3 separate regions of the Homo sapiens genome follow, and all the other regions are linked to region 2. Evidence: read pairs that join two places in POLR2A ChIA-PET (ENCODE). Cell type or tissue: GM12878. All regions are shown on one strand. Links, peaks and the distances in the headings refer to the core of each region. The heading gives the core; the rest is flanking DNA.

Region 1 (7,644 bases), core at 2,425-4,924, 440 kb before region 2:
GGTCGGGAGATCGAGACCATCCTGGCTAACACGGTGAAACCCCGTCTCTACTAAAAGAAAAAAAAATACAAAAAAATTAGCTGGGTGTGTTGGCAGGCGCCTGTAGTCCCAGCTACTTGGGAGGCTGAGGCAGGAGAATGGCGTGAACCCGGGAGGTGGAGCTTGCAGTGAGCCGAGATCATGCCACTGCATTCTAGCCTGGGTGACAGAGTGAGACTCTGTCTCAAAAAACAAAACAAAACAAAACAAAAAAAAACAAAAAACACCGTAACTGATTTAAACAAAAGAAGCAATTATGCCAGGTTCTCTTGTAGTCAGAATTCAGGTTGAGACTACAAAATGTGTTATGGGGAAATGGGCTTAAGGGGTCATAGAAAGCACATTGATCCATGCCTAGGTGTGGAGCCCTTGCTAGGCACCAGGTGCTATTTTTTTTTTTTTTTTTTTTTTTTTGTGATAGAGTCTCACTCTATCACCCAGGCTGCAGTGCAATGGTGTGATCTTGGCTCACTGCAACCTCCGGCTCCTGGGTTCAAGCAATTCTCCCTCCTCAGCCTTCCGAGTAGCTGGGACTACAGCTGCCCACCACCACACCCGACTAATTTTTGTATTTTTAGTAGTGATGAGGTTTTGCCATGTTGGCCAGTCTGGTCTTGAACTCCTGACCTCAGCTAATTCACCTGCCTCGGCCTCCCAAAGTGCTGGGATTATAAGCGCGAGCCACCGTGCCCAACCCACCAGGTGCTACTCTAAACCTTTCATGCACTTGGTCCCTTGCAGCCTCCCACGAGCCACGTGTTCTTACTGCTCCCTCCACCAATGAGGAAACGAAAGCATCGAGAGGCTGACTAAATTACCCAAGGTTGCAGAGCGAGTGCGTGGAACAGCAGGATTTGCACCCAGGCAGTTGAGCTCCGGGGTTCACCTTCTTTATCACTACCCCATTGGGCACCTGGTAACAGATGGTTCCCCCCAGAGGCCATCATCTGGGGTCCCACCTGCCTGAAAGTGTCCACAGTCTTCACATTTGGTCTCATTTCCAGAGGGGGAAGAAATGAAGACAGCATGAGGTGCAAAGAATGATCTGTTCCATGCCTCAAGCCCATTGATATGGTCTGGGTCTGTGTCCCTGTCAAATCTCATGTAAAATTGTAATCCCCAGTGTTGGAAGTGGGGCCTGGCGGGAAGTATTTGGATCACGAGGGCAGATCATTCATGAATGGCTTAAAGCCATCCCCTTGGTGATGAGTGAGTTCTTTGAAGAGCTGGTTGTTTAAAAGTGCGTGGCACCTCCTCCCTCCCTCTCTGTTGCTTCCACTCTGGCCGTGTGATGTGCCCGTGTATGTGCCTGATCCTGCTTCACCTTCTGCCGTGAGTAAAACTTCCTGAGGCTTTGCCAGAAACCAAGCAGATGCTGGTGCCATGCTTCTTGTACACCCTGCAGAACTGTGAGCCAATTAAACCTCTTCTCTTTATAGATTACCCAGTCTCAGGTATGCCTTCATAGCAATGCAAGATTGGCCTAACATACCCATGCTTTCTCTCTAGCAGTGTTAACACCCTCCTCACAGTCTCCAGGTCACCCACTCTGTCCACCCCTTGCTGCCTCCCTGCGCCCCATCTCTGTGCTTTGAGCCCCTGGCCTTCCTGCTCTCCCTTTCATGCCCAGGCCAGCAGCTCCTCTTCCTATTAAGGACAAGTCCATGTTGCTTTTGCAGATGCTTGCTTCCAGTCAGGCTTCTTCTGAGGAAATGTATTCCACTTTCACATAGAGATGAGAGGAAAAATCAAAGTAAACAGACATAGAGAAAGCATGCAGTGTGCAAAGCCCCTTATCCCTACTCAATAAACAACTGCTAAAATCATGGTAACGATGCCTAACTTTAAAAAATTCAGTTCAGTTCTATACATTTCAGGCTTATGAACACTTGCAAATATTGCAGTTAAGATGTGTTAAACACCTCTTCTTTCATTAAAAAAAGAAAATCTCACAAATAAAATCCACAATAGTAATAGGTTTAGTGTACGCCCTTCTAAGCACAGTCAAGACAACCGCCTGTGTTCTTTTTCTACCTGACAAAATATAGCTGTCATGCTTTAGTCACAGAATTACAATGCTTTGCTTTCATGACAAAAAACACTGATTAGGTTTTTAACATGTGCCAGGTTCTGTGCTTGGGGGAAACCAAAATTGTGTGTCAAACAGTCCCTGGAAGCTGACACCATGTTCTGTAAGATGATGATAGAGTTCCAGAGCAGAACACCTCCTCACCCTGAAAGGCCTCACAATGCTCCATCAACGGTGATCTCTGCTGAGCAGAGGCACAAAGAGGCAACGTGACATTTGGTGACAGCAACAGACTAGGACTTGGGGTTTTGTCCCTAGGTGGCCCCTGCAGTTGCTGCTTTGCTTTTTAGGACATCTTTCTTGCTTGTCTCTGTGGGTAAATGCTGACTTATTCTGCAAAACCACACTCAAAAAATGCCTCCTCGATTCCCCAAGACCCAGAAACTTGCTATTTTGCACTGTTCACTGCAGCTCGTAGCTGCCACATTGAGTAATCATTCATTTGCAACTTTAAAAGGAAGAGAACTCACTCTATTCATTCTTGGAATCCTCATCTCCCCGCTCTGTCCCTCAGCACTCATAACACTGTGGCTGGCAAAGGAAGATGGTGGAAGCCAGATGAATAAAACATGAGTGGGTGGCAGAATGTACACCACTGGTGAAGGGGGCTCACTCCCTCAAGGATGTCACTTTGTTCACAGGTATCTCCAACTTTGGTCTCCTCCTCACCACTTCCCTCCCCATCCCAACCGTAAAAAGACATAAAGATGGCGTCCTAGTCCTTTTTCTATTGTTTATAACAGAATACTGGAGACTGGGTAATTTAGAAGAAATGAAATGTCTTTCTTACAGTTCTGGAGGCTGGGAAGTCCAGGGTCAAGGGGCTGCATTTGGGGAGAGCCTTCCTGCTGGTAGGGACACTGCAGAGTCTCATGACAGCACAGGGCATCTTGTGGGGAGAGAGCTCACTGGGCAGGCACAGGCCTCTCTTCCTGTCATAAAGCCAGCCACTCCCAAAACAACCCTTTAATTCATTAATCCATTAATCTATGAATGGATTAATCCACTCATGAGGGCAGAGAGCCCTCATGACACATTCACCTCTTTTTTTTTTTTTTTTTTTTGGAGACGGAGTCTTGCTCTGTCGCCCAGGCTGGAGTGCAGTGGTGCAATCTCGGCTCACTGCAAACCCCGCCTCCCGGGTTCAAGTGATTCTCCTGCCTCAGTCTCCCGAGTAGCTGGGACCACAGGCACATGCCACCACGCCCAGCTAATTTTTTGTATTTTTAGTAGAGACGGGGTTTCACCGTGTTAGTCAGGATGGTCTCGATCTCCTGACCTCATGATCCGCCCGCCTTGGCCTCCCAAAGTGCTGGGATTATAGGCGTGAGCCACCGCGCCCGGCCGACCCAATCACCTCTTGGGTCCCACCTCTCCATCCTGCCACACTGGGGCTTGAGTTTCCACAAGAGTTTGGGAGGGAGCAAACATTCAAACCATAAGCATGGAAAGAGTCTCGTCCGTGATACAACAGCCTTCCTTGAACATTCCTTCTCAGCCATCGAAAGCCTTTTGAAAACTGGCTGCTTGGCTTTCATGTGGCCAGAAAATTTTGTAAAAGCCAACTGTGGTTCTAAGAAAAGATTTTGCTGAGTGAAGTGAAACTCCTCTCATAGCTGCCTGCAGACTGAGGGCAACTTCCCCAGTGTGGCCTCTAGAGAGGAGGGGGAGCCCCAGCTGAGCCCGGGTGGTGAGGGGTGGGGAGTCGGGGGGACTGAGGGTCTTGCTCCACCTGTGAAGGAATGAGCATAAAGAAGGCCTGGCCCAGGAGCCCAAGGCTTAGAGACAGACAGCAGCCAGCGTCCTATCTCTGCAGCTGCTGTTCCCTCTGCTCTGAAGCTCTTACCCACAGATACCCAGCTCACCCTGAATGGAAAACACTAGCCAAATGCCACCTCCTCCAGGAAGTCTTCTGGGGTTCTTCTGGCCAGAATTAACCACCCTTTCCATTATCCTCCTTTGTCATGGCCCTATTCTACCCAGGAACATTGCTATATTTGTTGGCATGATGGTAAACCCTAGAGGTTGGTGACTGTATCTTAATCTTTTTGTTCCCTCCACCCTATCCACACTCATTCTCCCTCTCCTTTCTCTTTCTCTTTCTGTCTCTTCATTTCTCTCTCCATCTCCCTCACTGTATATCTCTCTGTCTCACTCACCCTCCATCTCTCCATCTCTCTCTGTTTCCCTCTGTGTCTCTCTCTCACTCCTCCCTCTGTCCCTCACATACCTTCACATTCTCTGTTTCTCTCTCTCTCTCTTTCACACACACACACACACACACACACACACACACACACACACACACTCAGCACAGTGCTGGTCCTGAGAACCTTTCAAAGGAGCCTGTTGAGTAGCTCTCGGAGAATCTCTCCACTTCCACAAAGAAGGGTGACTAATTCCTTCCAGTGCTTAATGGGGAGAAGTGAGTTTTCAAATCTATCTGAACCACAAAAACTGAGCTCAAGCCACACCAGTTCAGACCCCTTTGGTGGCCCAAGAAAATACTCACTCACTTTGGCACGGCTCCTGGATTTTCCGGTTCCCTTGCATTTTAGAAAGCAGAGTAGTTGCCCCCACTTCTGGGTGCCTTGCTTCGTGCCCATATCATCCGCTCACACTAAAGCTTCTGAGACTCTATGCAAAATAATGTTGAAGACCAGAGATGCCATGGAGAACCATGAATTTACAAGTGAGGAAACCAAGGACCTGAGGACAAGGTGCTGTACCAGTTTCACAGCCGGCTGGTGGCAGGACACAAGGTGCTGTACCACAGTTTCACAGCCAGCTGGTGGCAGGACTTGGGCCCAGGCCTCTGGCTCTGCCGAGTGTTCCCCTGTATGGTGGGTGGGAGGTCCCCTGACAGTGACTTTTGCTTGGTTTTCCTTTTTTCTTTTTTTTGAGGTGGAGTCTCACTCTGCCACCCAGGCTGGAGTGCAATGGCGCAATCTCGTCTCACTGCAACCTCCGCCTCCTGGGTTTAAGCGATTCTCCTGCCTCAGCCTCCTGAGTAGCTGGGGTTACAGGCATGTGCCACCATGCCTGGCTAATTTTTGTATTTTTAGTAGAGATGGGGTTTCACCATGTTGGCCAGGCTGATCTTGAACTCCTGACCTCAGCCGATCTGCCCACCTCAGCCTCCCAAAGTGCTGGGATTATAGGCATGAGCCGCTGTGCCCAGCCCGGTTTTCCATTTAAAAAGCAGAAATAAAGGTTTCACGTTTTATGGTACTGTCAATTCTTAAGATTCAACTAATAAGGAGGAGAAAAAGAAATTTCAACAGGGGAGGCACCAGATGCCTTCACAAACCTTGACCTTCCTTTAGGCTGGCCACAGGTGCTGCCTGACCACCCCTCACCAGCAGCCACGCCTGGTGCACTTAGTTACTGCAATGTGGAGCAGTTTCCTGATCTTGAGGGAGGCCATGGGGATGGGCGGCCATGGTGGGGTGGGATGCCCTGGCCTTGCTCTGCGACACAGCCCTGCTCCCTGCCTCCTTCCTGCACCTGTGGTGAGAGATAATAAACTGGACAAGGCCCCAGCGGTTGCAATTCCAGGCAGTGTGGCACCCTGGTGGAAATACATGGAGAAAAGCGGGGCCAAGCCCTCAAGCATGAGGGAAGAAGGGATCAGGGAGGGAACAAGAAAGAAGCATTACCACGTTGCTGCTGCCAGGAATCAGAACACTTGAGCCTCTTAAAACTAGTGAGTGGCAGGGCTGGAGAGGTTCCCCTGTGTGTGAATGAAAAACTAACCCAGGGATTACAACACGTGCCTTCCTGGCTCTCCTCTCTGGGCCTGGAATGGCTCCTGCCTCAGTTTACCCATCTGAAAACTACCTAATGAGACGCATCCTCGGCCCAGGGGTGGGAAAGGATGAGTGAGTGGAGGCAAGGGGGATGGCCCGGGTGGCCGGCTGCATTCTCTGCTGTCCACCCTCCTGCCCTCCTTCTGGCCACGTCACCTCTCCTCCCTCTCCTTGAATCAGATTGACCCAATAACAGCCTGATCATCCAACTTCCACCCCATAGGCATCTCCCAAGACACACTGGGTTGAGAATGACTGTGCTGCCACTCCTCACCGAAAATCTCTCCCTTCTATGAACACCTCCCTGCTGGGACCAGCCCTCCCTCTCAGGTCGCCAGTTGCCGCACCAGCCCTTGTTGCGTGCTGGGGACAACACCATCACTTAGCTCATCACAGTCTCTTCTTGCCCCCTCAGTGTCGTTCTTGGCTTCCACAAGGGTGCTGGGCTCCTGACATCAGCACCCAGCTCCTTGGGACACACCCCCCTGCCATCTGCTTGAATCAGGAGCCAACATAGGGAGGCAACCTGGAGTCCTCAGGGTCCCTATGAGCTGGGGACAGAGCGGTCATCATTACTTACACGGTCAAGATGTCCTCTTTGTTCTTGGTCATGAGCTTGTTCTTTGTTGGAGGGAAAAAAATTGAGGGATGTTATTCTTTAATAAAAGTTTAAAGAAAAAAGAGTGGAGGGAGTGGCGAGGAGCCAGGGAAGAGGATGTTGTAGAAATCGGGAGAGGGGAGATGAGGGAGCACCTGCTCGGAGACAGTCCTTTTCAGGCCATGCAGTGACACCTGGACCTCGAGGTGAGCCACAAGCACGGTGGGATGCTTCCCGTCCATGGCACCACCGCAGGGGCTCCCTACGGGATCTGAAGGGTGAGGAAGGTGAGGACGGCCACCAACCGAGACAGCGTGGGCCAAGCTGGGTTCTCTGACCCAGCCCTTTCACGTGCCTAGTGTGGCATCAGCAAACAAAAAGGAACTGTGCGCACTGCCCTTGTCCCCCTCCCCAAGCCCTGGAGAAGCCCTGCAGTCCTGCTCTGTCGGATGAGGCTTTGTCACAGAGGAAGCATTGCGTCCGTCATTGCTAATGATGAACAGGTGACAGGGTACTGCCAAGTGCTGAACCTCATGAGGGCACAAGCAAGCCACCCACCAGGAATTAAAGGGAGTCACAGGGTTTACTCAGAACAAGCCAGGTGCCTTTCAAGCAGGGATTGTGTAATCCTCACCATAACCTAATCAGGTCTATGTCAGAGCCTCATCTTGCAGATACAAACACTGAGGCCCAGAGAGGCTGTCATACATCACGGTTGCACAGCAGCTGGGGGAGCCGGGATTTGAACTCAAGACTCCAAAGCCCTTTCTCCTTGCCTTGCCCAAGATGCCCTCTTATGAGATCGGCAGGCAGCCTTGTTATCATTCAGCAGCTAAAGCTGTGGCCAGAGGAAGGTGGAAAGGTGAGGACACACTGCTTCTCCTCACAGTCCAGCGAGTCCCTGCCCGACTCCTGCCCTGCCTCAGGGGAGGGAAACACAAAAAGGCAGATCCTTTCCTGGTGCTGGACACACCCCGTGACGTGTCCCAGGGGTACATGGATGCCTCTGTCATGAGTGAGCCTTCGAGGCCGGGCGAGCACCAAGCGTCTTGCAGTGCTGAGACACACCTGGGGCCAGGCTCCTCCTTCAGGGAGGAAGAAAGATGTGG
Region 2 (7,644 bases), core at 3,332-5,831:
TTCCTATGTGCTCTCAGTACCCACATGGCCTTTGTGCAGGGGCCGAGCCCTCCAAGGGCAGCATTCTACTAAGTGTTCATCCGGGGCGTTTTGAGGTGAAAGTGGTCACAGGCCCTCAGATCACTCATGGCGTCGCCTCATCCCTTCCGGAGGTGGTAGCCAGATTATCTGCTGGGTTAAACAGGGAGGCGGCTCCACAGACGTGAGACTTTGTATTAAGGTATTGGGGCATAATGAGCTCGGTGCTTTGACATTCCATTCCAGTGTCCTCAATGCAGCTTTTTAAATTTTGACAATTTTGTGAAGTTTTTTTGGATGCCATGTCTTCTTAAAGAGAAATATGACAAATTGTGAGGTTGGCTGTTTTCTTTCAGTTCACTAAGGCAGTCACATCTTCCCCTGTTGATTGTGAAAATCAGCAATGAGTGGTGGTAGAATGTTTTAAAATTTCTGTTTATACTACAATTGTAAGCCTTTCTGAGAAACTTCTCTCAGAAGGGCCTGGCGCTGGTCCAGGTGAAGCAGGAAAACAACTCCTTCCTGAGCCCTTCTTCCTTAGCCCCCTACGACTGCTCCATGGAGCCCATCAACCTGTCCATCCCCAAGAACTCACACCCAAGTGTGAAAAAATTCTAAGTAACAAACTTAAATTGTCAAAGTGATACCCCAAAAGTATCTTCCTTTTTTCTTTTTCTTTTTTTTTTTTTTTTTTAAATAAAAGAGTCTCACTATATTGCTCTCAAACTTCTGGGCTCAAGCAGTTTTCTTGCCTCTTCCTCCCAAAGTGCTGGGATCACAGGCATGAGCCCCCACACCTGGCCCCAAAAGTATTTTTCTTTTTTTGAGACGGAGTCTCGCTCTGTTACCCAGGCTGGAGTGGAGTAGTATGATCTCAGCTCACTGCAACCTCTGCCTCCCTGGTTCAAGCAATTCTCCCTGCCTCAGCCTCCCAAGTAGCTGAGATTACAGGCATGCGCCACCATGCCCAGCTAATTTTTGTATTTTTAGTAGAGATGGGGTTTCACCATGTTGGCCAGACTGGTCTCAAACTCCTGACCTCAGGTGATCTGCCCACCTTGGCCTCTCAAAGTGCTGGGATTACAGGCGTGAGTCACTGCACCTGGCCTGCCCAAAAATATTTTTCAAATGTTAGTTTCTAGAAGCTGATTTTTAAAGAGAAGTTTAGGATAGGAATATACTTTAAATAATTTTGTTATCAGGTGCTTCTAGTATATAAATGGCCATACAACTCTCATCTGAATTATAATTTTCTAAATTTTCTCAGTGAACAGTCTCAGTATTCAGTGATTTGTGTTATTGAACTAAGCGCAAATTAGTGAGATCCTATCTTTTTGGAGTTTACAACCAAAATATTAATAAATAGATAGGGCCTAAAACCAAATGGTACTGGATTGGTGAATAAAATACAGAACACCAGTTAAACTTGAATTTCAGATAGACAACAAATAATTTTTAGTATAAGTATTTTTATGTAGTTCTTGGGATTTACTAAAAAATTATTTGTTTATCCAAAATTCAAATTTAGCTCTGGGCATCCTGGGTTTTTTTTGTGGGTTTTTCTTTTTGCGCTAAATATGGTAACCCAAGGTAGTCAGGAGGTTTATGACAGGATGTTGAGGGTGGGTTGTGGGAATTGGTGTGAGCTGTGCTCTGTGTCCAGGTGGAAATGCATTCACAAAGCTTTGGAGAAGCTCGTGGAAGGATGTTTCTCCTAGATGAGGTGGAACAGCAGGAGGGAGGTCATGGAGCCACCGCTGGATACCTGAACAGTGTGCAGAATGGAGCCTGGGGAGGGAGAGGAATCTGGGAGCCAGAGGGGAGTTGTGGCTGGGAGCGATAGGACTCTCAGTGGCTGCACTGGTCACCAGAGCTTGCCACACAGACACGGCATTTCCTTCTGCTGTGGTGGGTCCTTGAATCCAGGGATTGAGGAGTAGCAAGTCAGGAGTGCCTATCCAGGGAGGACTCAAGGAGAACCAGGATTTCTAGATTTGTAAAGTATGTACTGCCCTTTCATACCACTGTCTCCCTGTTAAAATAGTTTAAGCCTGACAAGTAAAGCAACCATTCTAATGATGACAGCAGTTCAGGGAAGAAAATGCATCTTCAAGAGAAGGTGCCCCTTATAGCAATGTCTTTTGCTACCCTTTTTTGGGTGCCACCTGTTTATCGCCTACTGAGAGTTTATGGAGAAGTGAGTCTTTCTGTTACCACTTTTCAGAAAGCAGATGGTCTGGATCTGATGATTGGCTTGGCTCGCCCCCTTCCTCGGTGCTCCCACCTCCCCCTGCTGTCACCCAACCTCCCCATCTTCCTCTTCTAGTATTTTCTTTTTTAAGAGTTGTGCCCATGTCTTTGCAGGTGCCTGATATGTGTTCCCATTTGTGAATCCAGTCATGATTGCCTGGCTTTTGAATGCCAAAATGTCAGTGTTGGTTTAAAATTTAGTAGCATCTGAAACTGAGCAAGAAAGCAGGAGGTTTGTTTAAGTTAGGATGGGGTAGATATAAATATAAACATTCTGCCTCTTGTCCCTTAAAAGTTATTGATAACCTTGATAGATGTGTCTGCTTTGGCGCAGTCCCTGTATCCTACCATAATATGTTCTTGGTAGAGCTAGTCTTCATGACAATCCTGTGAGGGTGATGTCATCCATGTGTTGCCACAAGGAAATTGAGGTTTACTTTTAAGGAGCTAAGTAACTTGCCTACAGCCATATGGGGAATAAGAGATGGAGCTACTGTTCCAAGCCAGGGTCCGGTTCTGTGCAACTGCCCACTGGTCAGGGTGTGTGTGCCCAGTGTGTCCTCTGTGTGAAGGCAGAAGGCGGGCAGAGTGCACCTTCCATGTCTCCCTGTGTTCCCACATGTCCACATTGCAGAAGGTTTGGAAGTAGTTTGAGATAAGGGGGGACACCACTGTGGATCAGAATGTTATTAGCTAATTTCAGACTTAATGACTACAGAATCGTGTTAGCCACATGCATAGACACTGTATGAAGGTTGGTGCCCATTGAGCTCCATTAATTTCCTTTGCTGGGCTTCACTCTCAGCTTCCAGGGATGTTCAGCATCACCACTGCTAAATCATGTTATATGGAGCACTTGGCTACATCCAGTGTCGTGTTAGAGCATTTTCCATTCACGGAGCATTAGAGCTGGAAGGAGCCTGGGAAGTCACCTGATGGCCCCTCAGCCCACAGACCTGATCTTTCTCCTGGTAGGCAGCTCTGCTGTCACTCAGAACCACATGGATCCTTGGCTCCCTAGGCTTCTGTGAGGCGCTGTCTCCAAAACTTTGAAAAAAGTCTTGAGTGTACACATGTTAAACATTGACTCTGCAGCCACCCTGCAAACAAAGGTGTTATTCGGAGAAGATGTTCTGTGGGGTATTTTTGTTTTTTCTAGTTTTTTGCTTTTGTACAGACAAGGTCTCACCATGTTACCCAGGCTGTTCTCGAACTCCTCAGCTTTGCAAAGTATTGGGATTTTAGGCGTGAGCCACGGTGCCTGGCCGTTTTGTGTTTTTGAGTACAGTGTTAAAATCTAGCTGAGTTCCAGCCAGAAGCATTGAGCAGCATCTGGTTTTGGACTGCATTTAAACAAACTGTCTACACCTTGAATGCTGGCCTCCTCCTACCCCCTCAGCAGATTACTGTACTGTCTCTACTTTGTCTCAAAACACGTGTTCTCCAGTCCTCCCAGTCCTCAAAGGGGCAGCAAGAAGCAGATCCGGTGTTCAGTGTCCAACGAGGGGTATACCTGCTGGCTGCTGGCAAGGAGCATGTGGCCTCAGCCTTTTCTTGCTCCCGGCTCAGGTTCCAGGAACTGTGTTTGATGAGGAAGCTGGCAGGGCTGTCATTTTTCATACCCCCTGGCACAGTCTCCACACACACCTGCCTTTCCTCCTTCCTTCCACTCCTCTCCAGCTCTCTCCCAGACCATACTTTCCTGCTGATGAGGACAGTTCCTGGTTCCTTACCTTTCTCTACCTAAACGCGCCACTCCATAGGAGACAAGAGTGCACTGTTCCTGCCTTTACCCCTCGGGAGCATCTCGTGTGTTTTTAGGCCACAGGTGGAGGAGAGGGTGCCAGGAAACACAGCCAGTCTGTTCTAGCCTCTGTCCTCATTTTCTTCCCCCTTCCCTTTGCTCCAGTTCCTTGTCCCACAGTGATGGGCTTGGGACTATGGGGTGTCCATTCCGGGCTTCCCTGGCTTGCTTACTTTCTCATGGGTGCTTTGAGCGCCTTTTTTGAGCCGGCTCAGGCTTTCCCCCCACACCCTTTCCTCCCTGCTTCTATCTGGCAGTGAGGGTCAGAGCTTCGGTCAGTGAGTCATCCAAACCTGGGTGTGGAAAGCACCTGGGACACCACTTGTATTTGGCTCCTTTTAGCTTTCTTAAAAGACAGCTTTGGCCGTTTGTACCCAGTCCTGTGTACACTTCTGCCAAATACAGAGAGAAAATACCAAAAGAAAGAAACCTGCCTGCAGGGGTGGAGGAGCAATGGAGAGAAGGCTGGGCTGCTCAGGCTGTCATCTTGTTACAAAAAGAAAAGCAACTGCAAGGTTTTCTATGCTAGTTAGACCCCACCTTTCTAACCCTGATTGTCTTTGAAAAATGAACAGAAATGTTTTCAGTTCTGTTTTTTTTTTTTTTTATCTTGGAGGCCAAGGCCCCAATCTCCTCATCAAACTATTCTCACTGTTCACTCTTCTCTTGCCCCAATGTCCTTCTTCGTTTCTTGACTGTTCTGGGAGAGTAAACACTGGCTAATTTTTTTTGTTTGTTTTTGGAGGTTTTTTTTTTTTTTTTTTTTTTTTTGAGACAAGCTCTCACCCTGTCACCCAAGCTAGAGTGCCTGTGTGCACCCTGGCTAGAGTACAGTGGCATGATCACAGCTCACTGCAGCCTTGAACTCCTGGCTGAGTTCAAGTGATCCTCCTGCCTCAGCTTCCCAAGTAGCTGGGACTACAAGTGCACATCACCATGCCTGGCTAATTTTTTTATTTTTTGAGACAAATTCTTGCTCTGTAGCTCAGGCTGGAGTGCAGTGGCGTGATCTTGGCTCACCACAACCTCTGCCTCCCGGGTTCAAGCGATTCTCCTGCCTCAGCCTCCAGAGTAGCTGGGATTACAGGTGCGCGCCACTGCACCCAACTAATTTTTTGTATTTTTAGTAGAGACAGGGTTTCACCACATTGGCCAGGCTGGTCTTGAACTCCCGATCTCAGGTAATCCACCAGCCTCGACCTCCCAAAGTGCTAGGATTACAGGTGTGAGCCTCCGTGCCGGCCTTTTTTTTTTATTATTATTTGTTATAGAGACAAGGTCTCACTGTGTTGCCCAAGTTGGTCTTAAACTCCTGGGCTCAAGCGATCCACCTCCGTTGGCCTCCCAAAGTGCTGGGATTATAGGCATGAGCCACTCTGCCCAGCTGGCTGATGGTTTAAGCGCTCGCGTTGGGGCTTGCAGAATGCTGTAGGTCCTGAGTGCGCAGGTAACTCACTGTGGTTACAGGTGCTTTTACAAATCCCCTTCTAAAGCAGTTATTCGTGGCAGCTACCAAATAAATAGAATCATTTGCTACTTTCTATATAGATGGCTGGCCAACAAGTGTTTTTGAAACCTGCGTTATTATAAAATACTAAACGGGCCCGTTTTCCTGCATCCCTGCAATCCAGAGAGCCCACCACTATGTAAAAATGTCAGACTTACGCAGTGAAATGTGAGCTTCTAATGACTCATGTGAGTTGTTATGTCACTTTGGGAGCCTTTGTAGTTTGATGCAATACTTTCACATCATGGATTGTTTTCTGAATTTAGCATTAATAGGGACCTTCTCATGGGGACGTCAGCCTGGCAGTCCTAACCAACTGTAAAGGTGACGCACTTACCAGTGTGAAAATTACAGAGTAAACCATGTGACAGGGGGGAGCGAGAAGCCGATTGTTTTCTTTGAAATCAAGAATCCTATCATAGTAGCTTCTTACTTGTTTTCCTCTTGGCCCAGTTCTTTTCTCAATCTGGCCAGACTCAGAGAAGCAGCAGTGTTACCTTTTGACAATAAAATGTTAAAAGTACTTTATTTTTACTTGAAATTATTAAATACTGTGTTCAATTTTAAATGAAAAACAATAAGTAATTTTTTTCATTTTATTTTATTTTTGAGACAGAGTCTGTCTGTCGCCCAGGCTAGAGTGCAGTGGCACAATCTCTGCTCACTGCCACCTCCGCCTCCCAGGCTCAAGCAATCCTCCCACCTCAGCCTCCCCAGTAGCTGGGATTAAGGTGTGCACCACCATGCCTAGCTAATTTTTGTATTTTTAGTAGAGATGGGGTTTCACCGTATTGGCCAGGCTGGTCTTGAACTCCTGGCCTCAAGTGATCTGCTCACCTTGGCCTCCCACAGTGTTGGGATTACAGGCGTGAGCCACCGCACATGACCACAAGAAGTAATTTGGAAGACGCACCATGAACACTGACATACTGTACAACTAGTCACACTTTTTTTTTTTAATGTGGATGTTTTAAAAATAAATTTTGCAGAAAACACCTGCAGAATGATATGAGGAGACCCTGAAAACAGTCAGTGGGGTTCTCCACTTTTGTTCAGGTTGCCTTGTGGAGCTACTCAGAAGCACACAGGCCGGATTTCTGGGTGTCTGATTCTGCCCTTTCCGGGTTTCTAATTCTGTTGTCTTTGATTGTTGCATCTTTATTCTTAAAAGCGCCTGAGGAGATTTGTAAGCATCATCTTAAAGGGTCTTTTAGCTCAGGAGGGAATCAATGTCCCCTGTCTCTGATTATTACTCCTGATGTGAAATTGTGGCCATGCTGTCATGGGGGCGGTGCCAGGTCCACACCTTCAGGCTCTGTATGAATGGCGCCCCCTGGAGTCGTGTGACACAGCCAGTGCCGGTTAAGGCTAGTCCCTCCTTCCCCTGGGAAAACACGTGGCCCCTCTGGCTGGTCCCCAGGTGCCAGGCCCTTGCTGTGCATTCACAGGGGAGTGCGTGGCCTTGGGCACCTGCACTAGTTCAGGCTTCTATCGACATTAATCTAACGCCAGAGGCCCCTGTGATCTGTGTTTCCAGGGAGCTGTGTTTAATTGTGGCAATCCTAGGGTTATGAGACAAAAGTACTGGGCCCCAGCTCTGAAGTCATGTTGGTTAACACACAAAACCTTTTACCCTGTAACATTAGCAACTGGGACCTTGGACTCCAGCAACTTGGGGGAAAGGGAGGAATTCAGTGATACACAAGTGATGCACCACCAACTTCCGCCTCCTGAAGGCCCCTGATCCCCTCCCTCCTCCTCTCTTTTCCTCTCCACCTCCTTTTTCCCTTGTGCTTTCTTTCTCCCTCACATGCATCCGCACAAACCCAGGACAAGTTGTAGAGGAGCTTCTATTGCATTTTGAAACATGATGTTTACAGCACAAAAGGAATCCAAGTAAAAGGAGAGGGTAGGCAGACCAAAGCAGGAGGGGACTGTGCCTCTCTCAGTGGCTCACCCATCTGTGCGTTTGGGATGGGTCTAGGGGCGAGGCAGGGCTGCCAAAATGTCCTCTTCACATGCACATCTGTTGAGTGGAGCACATGATCAAATGCAGACATAGTTA
Region 3 (7,644 bases), core at 2,425-4,924, 450 kb before region 2:
GAGAAAAGAAAATGTGGTACATAAAGAACTTGATCAGATATTAAGGGTGATCATAAATCAAGGGTGAGGGATTCTTGCTAAACTGACTTAACAGGATTCTTGCCAAGACTGGGCAGTGCAGGCTCGGCAACGACTAAGACCAAGGCCGAAGCCTAGTCGATAAGAGAGCTCAGAGGAGCCTGACTAAGCCTTGGCCAAGGAGAGTCTTTGCCACCAGCTGTGGTAAACACAAAGATGGAAATGACTTTGTTTTTACTACGGGAGGAAAAAACTCTCAGATACTGAAGTTGTCTTGCAGAAAGCAGGATTACCTAATGGTTCAAAGCATGGCCTTTGGGACTTCTAACTAAACATAGCAGATTGACCTCCAGAGGCAGGAAAGGAATTAAAAGACATCAGAAGAAGAGATCTCAGCAGGTGTTTTTATTATTATTATTATTATTATTATTATTTTGGAAGATGGAAAGCAGATAAAGAAATGGTACAGATTTAGGAGTAAGTTGTGAGCTAGGGTGCCTGCAAGGGGAAGGGGGAGAAGAGGGTGTGAGAAGAGGCCAGTCCTCTTCCAGGACTCTGAGAGCATAAGCTAAGGCACCAGATGCCTTAAAAGACAGGTGCAAGGCTTGGGTGTGAAATAGGGGAGCAGAGTGAAAGTCAGAACATGGTCTAGTTCGATCTCCATGTGCCCTTTTCTCCCTTTGACCGCAGCAACTACCCTCCAGCCCATACATACTACTTCACTTCCACCCGACCCCAGCCTGGGACTGGCAATTACACTCTGGGAGAAATTAACCTGAAATTCTCTAGACTTGGGGTCATCACACACAGTGTAAAGTAGGGGTCAATAAAACTGAAGGGACGGGGGATAGGGGTAAGTTTGCACAGTGGAGACTGAGACACACAGGGATCCCCACTTCGTCACCTCCCCCTGCCCCCGCTCACAGCTAGCATTTTACCAACCAGGGTACAGATATAGACATTAGTTCCCTGGATAGACTAAATGGTCCTGGAAAAATAAAAATAAAAAAGGATTCCTTTAGATATTGAAATATGGGAGTCCCCACAAAAATGTCCCGCTCACCACTAACCCTACTTTGATACCCACCAGTTAAAAGCCCAACCTTGAAAACACAGAGCTTCCAAGTAGCTAAGGGTCTCTAGGCAGGCAAAGTAAGACTTCAAGATTTAGAAACCGAAACAGACACAACAAAAATAAGAACCCAGGAGAAACAGAGACAACGCAGGAAAGAGAAGAAAACTTCTAAAATAAAAATAAACCAGATTACTCTCCTTAGAAAGAGAGAGAAGATATTGAATATGTAAAACTAGAATAAAATGTTTTTAATGTAAAGCAGTCAGAAAACAAGAAATTGGATCATTAAAATTCTAATAAACAATTGAAAGATAAGTCAAAGAAATCTCCCAGAAAACAGAACCAGAGGAAAAAAAGAAATAAGAGAGATAAAAGAAGAGACTTAAAAGCTCAATCCACAAGTTTCAAATTGAATGGTAGGAATTCCCGAGGCAATATATAAATTGGAAGGAAGGAAATTCTATATAAAGAAAAGTTCCTATAACTAAGTTTCTATAACTAAAAGCTAAGATTCTCAAATTGAAAAACACCACTAAAATAATAAAATTTTTAAAATGTGCCCTTTTTTGGCACAACCAAAGTCCTGTGCCATAAATTTCAAAATACCAGGGTTAAAAAGAGAATTCTATAGGGAACACATAGCAAACCAAAAAAAGGGGATCAAATGGCTTCAGATTTCTCTCCAGCAACACTTATTACAGGAAAACAATGGAGCAATGTTTCACAATTTTGAGGAAAGATCATTTATAGTCTGAAATTTTAAGCTTGTCCAGTTACAATTCAAGTGAATAGTAGGACATATACATTTTTAGACATGTAGGCACTCAAGAAAAATTACCTTCCATGCACGCTTTCTTACAAAGCTGCTAGAAGATCTGCTCCAGCAAAACAAAGGAGTAAATCAAGAAATAAGAGGGTATGGAATCCAGGAAACAGGACATCTAGCACAGGAGAGGGAAAGGGAAATAGCTGATAATGCTGAAAGAAAGGTCCAGCAAGTAGCTGACTAAGAGGGGGCTCCAGGGAAGGGTCTCCAGGAAAAGTTTGCGAAAAATAAGACTACAATTTCAGCATTTTTAAATAGAGACCTTATGTTGATAAGATCTACACTGCAGGAAGCCAGAGATTGAGGCCTACTACACTTCAATTTTTTTTTTTTTTTTTTTTTGAGACAGAGTTTTGCTCTTGTTGCCCAGGCTGGAGTACAATGGGGCGATCTCGGCTCACCGCAAGCTCCGCCTCCCGGGTTCAAGCGATTCTCCTGTCTCAGCCTCCCAAGTAGCTGGGATTACAGGCATGTGCCACCACATCCAGCTAATTTTGTATTTTTAGTAGAGACAGGGTTTCTCCATGTTGGTCAGGCTGGTCTCAAACTCCAAACCTCAGGTGATCCGCCTGCCTCGGCCTCCCAAAGTGCTGGGATTACAGGCGTGAGCCACCACGCCCAGCCCATACTTCAAGTCTTTAACAAATAAAAGCGACTGACTTTCTTTTATGAACCAAAAGTTGATGTATCTCCTTGAGATAATCAAGGAGGGAAGAGATCCTGTGACACTCAGCAGGTAAGGGGAAGGCAGACCCTAGAACTAAAAGTCAGCACACTTCGAATGTGCTATTTAAAAGGGGAATGATGATACACTTTGAAAGAGGTCATAGTATTTGTCTAGTAGAATATGTAGCATCTATAAAGTGGTCACAATATTTGCCAAAGAGAGTAAAACCTTTAAGACCAATAAAGGATCCTTGAGAGCTAAACTTCCTGTTTTCATCACTTTGTTAATTTGTTAAGATTTTAATTTTAGAATCCATAACACTGAGTTCTATTTATTCTGGAGGCTGGTTTACTTCACACTTGCCCCCCACCCAAAGAAAAAGATACAGAGAATTTACAATGTTTGAAACAGGAAAACAACATGTACATGCATTTAACATGTCTGATGGTGTGTGTGGAAAGAATTAAAGACCTATGTATTGAAAACTAAGTCTTTTTTTAAAATGGGCAGTTAAACGCAGGAAAAACAAAAATTAGTTTAGAAAAGGAAATGCAATCACGACTGATAACTCTCTACTTGGCTATGTAGTCAGCAATATTTATATAGTTTAATAATGTAAATACTGTCCAACTAATGATGTCAACAAATATGATATAATTATATTGAGAGGATACTGGAAGGGGAGTGTATAGTTGTATGGGGATGGTGTGGGGGTAAGTTGTATCTAATTGTAATGAATAGACTATTCATAAAAGTGTGAAAAGGGTTTAGGAAAACAGAGTGCAGTACCTAGCACTGACAGTAGCAGGCAGTCATTGCCACCTCTAGGCATGAGAGCTCAAGGGCAAGGTAGGAGCAATTTCTAGAACCTAAGAGAGCGGCTATATGGAGAGCACTGCCTGCCAGAAGAGGAGGAAGGGGCTTATCTAGGAGAGTAAACACTCTGGCCCCTGCATCTTCCTCCAATCCAGTCTCCTGCCAATGTCTCTCATGAGCCACACCCAACCCAGAAGCCAGTGATCAGGTAGCCTGTTCACTGCGTTCCTACAGGTCAGCCTCTTGGGAGAATGCCCAGGGTGAGAAGAATACATCTGGAAGAGGCAGATGGTGTCCAGTAGAGAGAGACAAAACTTCATCACCGGAAGATGCCAAATGTCTCAAATCAACACATCAATAAAAATTGCCGTTCTCCTATTACATGTAGAATTGAACTGGCTAACATTTGGAAGTGGCTGCCTCTGGGGAGCAGGAAGAATTGGGAGAAGGTGGGCAAGAAAACGCTGTTTTTCATAAATCTTAAACTAGTTGATTGTTAAAATATTTATGTATATTGCCTGATTAGGAAAAAATAGCAAAATATTGTAAAATGTTAAAAGCCAAAACAAACAAACAAAAAACAAAACAAAACAAAACAAAAAAACCTCAGCAGGCACAAGGAGGGGAAGAAATGTGCCAGCTTTGTCACTAAGATAGACCCCATGGATTTGAATCTGTCTAGCTGTGGGGCCCTGGGTCACTCACTTTCCCTCTCTGGCCTTAGTTTTTACAGCTGTAAAACAAAAATAGCATTTCCAACCTCAGAGAGATTTGAATGAGATGATGTATAAAAGCATTTGGTACAAAACGAGCCCTTAGATAATGAGATGCACAGAATAAAAAAGAGAGGGAGCGTGTATGAAAGTCACTAAAAGACAATAGATATCTTTATCATTGGTTTGCTTCTGTCTTTTCTACCTTCCCTTGAAACCTCAACAGCTAACAGAGTCTGGCTCATGGCAAATGCTCAGTGAAAATCTGTTGGAGGAGAGAGTAGAAGACAGCCCTAGAGGACTTTTCTGCCTTACTCCTCCATTTGCTGTAACAGGCCAGATCCAAGGGCCTTGGGATCTGCCTCTCAAAGTTTCACCTTGAGCCTGCCCTTGCAGTCAGTCACTCCCCTGATAGCCCCAGCCCACCTCCTGGCTGCCCACCTCCCTGCAGCTGGCTCCTAGACCATCATAACCCTGTTTTGCATGTGGAGCTTCTCAGAGTCATGCCCCATCCCTGAAGCATCTCCCAGCTTGTATACACATTCCCTCCACTCATCACTCTGGAGCCTTTTTTGTGGGATGATGAACCAAGTAAAGGAGCCGGGGCTGGTCCCTGTGGGACTGGTACATTGGAAAGACTGTTGATGCTCTGCCAATGGCTTCACCACAAATGCCCAGGGATGCTTTTTCAACACAGTGATGGCAAGATTGAAGAAGCACAGTGAAGCATAGAAGAGACCCCTGTGGCTCAGTCACAGGGTCAGAGAGTCAGGCCGTCCTGACTGCACCCCTGCTCATACTTCCAGGAGTGCTCCAAGGACAGGTTCTGATTTCACCTTCATGCAGCTCCCTGGCCACACATGCTTCTCCACTGGGTGCAATGCTCTGGTGGGAGGAAATGAAGTCCTTTGAATTCTTTACTCATTAATACCTATTCCCCATGCGGGACACATTTTTATGGCCTACCAGTGGCCAGTCCCCTTTCATTAATAACAGAACCCTCGTGTATGGCAGTGAGTGCCCTTTTGCAGTCATAGACCGTGGAGTCATCATGTGATCAAGGCCTGCCTCTAGGGAAGGTCCCTCTCCCTGATGAGAGAGGTTCAGGGGGAGGAAGCCCTTTGCCAAGTCTCCCTCGTCTCCTGCTTGGGTTTCCACGGTGTGCGAGGAAACATGGTGGTCATCTTTGACTAGAAAGCAGGATGTTGCTGACACGCCAAAAATGGTAGAGTAGTAAGACAGAAAGAGCCTCCACCCTTGGGGTTATCACAGAGCCACAGAATTCACCCTGGGCCATTCCTAGTGCTCTAAGTCAAGGGTCATGGGATCTTCAGCTGGTTGCAGCCCAAACAATCTTTAATGATGCAATGTGTACACCATCAACAGAGACATCAAAGTCAGTTTCGTTGCTCTTGTATTGCCTGAGAGATGTGGATGCCTTTTTGTCAAAACTCAACCCTAAACTGAGGGCATTCTTATTTTTTGTTTATTTATTTATTATTATTATTTTTAGAGATGAGGTCTCGCTATGTTACCCAGGCTGGACTTGAATTCTTGGGCTCAAGCAATCCTCCTGCCTCAGCCCCCTGAGTAGCTGGGACTATATGCATGCACCTCCATGCCCAGCTCAGGACATTCTTGCAAGGGCAACTATGATGTCTGTGGGTGGAACCAGATGACTTTGATCCCAAGAAAGGGCTCAGGCAGTCAGGCATGCACATTTGCAGCCTGAAGGCCACACACAATGATAGGAGGCAATGGAGCTTACCTTCCTTCCCTGCCCATAAACCTGATGTCACCCTGTGAGTCCTACGGATGTGAGTCACTTTGCTCTTATGATTCTGAAAGAGGGTTTGTGGAGAGGCTTCCTCGGGAGGCTGGAAAGAGAGGGGCAGGTCTCTTCCCTGCCATGATGCCAGCAAGCACTGCAGAAGTGGGACCCAGCAAGTGAGTCTTCCTGGGCGGGAGCAAAAACCTTCCTAGTTGCTACCTTTGGCCTAGTTATATGGAGAGGAGATACCACCTGGATTCTATCCTTTATCTCACCAGTGGTGCCTGGAAGGCTTCAGATTTGCAGCGTGCTTTGAAATGGTTGATTTTCTTCCTAACAGACGGGTACAAGAACCCCTCTTCAGTGCTTCCAGAAGAAATCATGTGAAAGAATACAGTCAGCCCTCTCAGGATAATGGAGACAAGTTCTCACATATTGGTGGGCACACGCATGACCTAGGGAGCTTGTTTAACAGGCAGGTTCTGGGCCTCAGCACTAGTACTTTAATTCAGGAAATCGAGGCAAGGGCCCAGGAATCTCCTTTTGAAATAAACCCTGCATGTCCTTCAACACAAGGTCATCAGACCATTGAAAAATAGATAGAAATGATTGAAATCCATTGATTATTCAGGAAGTTTCATTTTGGGCAATGATCTTTTCTCCTTTTTTTTTTTTTTTTTTTTTGAGACAGGGTCTCGCCCTGCTGCCCAGGCTGGAGTGAAGTGGTGTGATCACCACTCACTGAAGCCTCACCCTCCCCGGCTCAAGCAATCCTCCTGCTTCAGCTTCCTGAGTAGCTGGGACTACATGTGCACACTACTACACCCCACTAATTTGTTTTTAATTTTCTGTAGAGGCAGGGTCTCACTATGTTGTCCAGGCTGATCTCAAACTCTTGGCCTCAAGGGATCCTCCTGTCTGGGGCTCCTAAAGTGCTGGGATTACAGGTGTGTACTTGAATGTTATCCATTAACTCTCTCTTCCCAGCCCCTCCTTCCTCAAACCCTATATACCTCACCCATTTCTAATTTTCATACCAGAATTACTAAAATGTAGTGGCGTGACCCTAGGTATGAGAATTGTTCTTGCATCCCACAATTTATGCCATCTGAACTCTTTATCAAGTATACGCTCTCTCCCTCAGACACATTCCACAGCCATCTGCGGAGCACGTGCTGGGGGCTCAGAAACCATCAGGGCCTCAGTCCTTCATCTTCTCCGGGCTCCTTTTTCTGGTTTATCTTGCCTCCATTCACCTTTACCATCTCAACGCCACTCCTTGGGAGCATCCAAATCCCTCCCCTCCCAGATCAGTTACCCAGTGCCCAGACCCAAGTCCTTGTGCCAGTCTTATTCCACTTGCTCTCCCTTCTCGTCTCACGCTTTCCCGCTGTAGTCACTCTCGCCTGAGATCTGGATAGCTCCTCTGCACCAACCATCTGCCCACCCCCGGCACCTCAAACTCAACAACTCCCTCCCTCCCCAGCAACTCCTCCTGGGTTTCCTGTTTTCTGATTCTGACACACCTACTTTACCTGGGTCAAGACCTTGGAGTAACATTTGATGCTTTTTTTTTACCCGATTTAATTCCTTACCAAATTTGACTCACTTGTTTTCTGTTTCTCTCCCCTCTGTCCCTTTCATTTGCATCATGATCTTTGTGCTTGTCTCGAATTCAATTCTAGTCAAGCCTCTGGTTGCAAGAAAGAAATAACCAGTCAACCTAAGGGGGTTATGAAAAGGCAGAGGCACATCTCA

The links. ChIA-PET counts read pairs that join two places held together with the same protein. Peaks named below come from ENCODE experiments on the same cell type or tissue, not always from the same donor. Only the 100,000 strongest peaks of a DNase experiment are listed, where the experiment ranks them.
Region 1: POLR2A ChIA-PET joins it to region 2 with 5 read pairs; 3 of 35 experiments call an interaction of 5 or more read pairs at or near these places.
Region 3: POLR2A ChIA-PET joins it to region 2 with 6 read pairs; 3 of 35 experiments call an interaction of 5 or more read pairs at or near these places.

What each region holds. Positions count from the first base shown.
Region 1 is chr6:6,796,199-6,803,842 of GRCh38, forward strand. It overlaps LOC101928004 (a long non-coding RNA gene), which reads right to left and starts at 4,973. Exons shown (of 5, transcript NR_187687.1): 1 at 4,645-4,973. RefSeq lists enhancers at 6,847-7,644, 7,356-7,535. In GM12878, for the core only: no CTCF peak of the experiment used is centred there; DNase peaks (open chromatin) are centred at 2,451 and 3,713; H3K27ac peaks cover 2,489 bases.
Region 2 is chr6:7,232,070-7,239,713 of GRCh38, forward strand. The region is part of intron 10 of RREB1 (ras responsive element binding protein 1); the gene reads left to right. Among named protein-coding and RNA genes, the nearest start is that of SSR1, 77 kb to the right of the region's middle. RefSeq lists enhancers at 4,055-4,154, 4,435-4,534. In GM12878, for the core only: no CTCF peak of the experiment used is centred there; a DNase peak (open chromatin) is centred at 4,542; H3K27ac peaks cover 2,134 bases.
Region 3 is chr6:6,785,191-6,792,834 of GRCh38, forward strand. The region is part of intron 2 of LOC101928004 (a long non-coding RNA gene); the gene reads right to left. Among named protein-coding and RNA genes, the nearest start is that of LINC03055, 97 kb to the right of the region's middle. In GM12878, for the core only: a CTCF peak has its summit at 3,379; no DNase peak of the experiment used is centred there.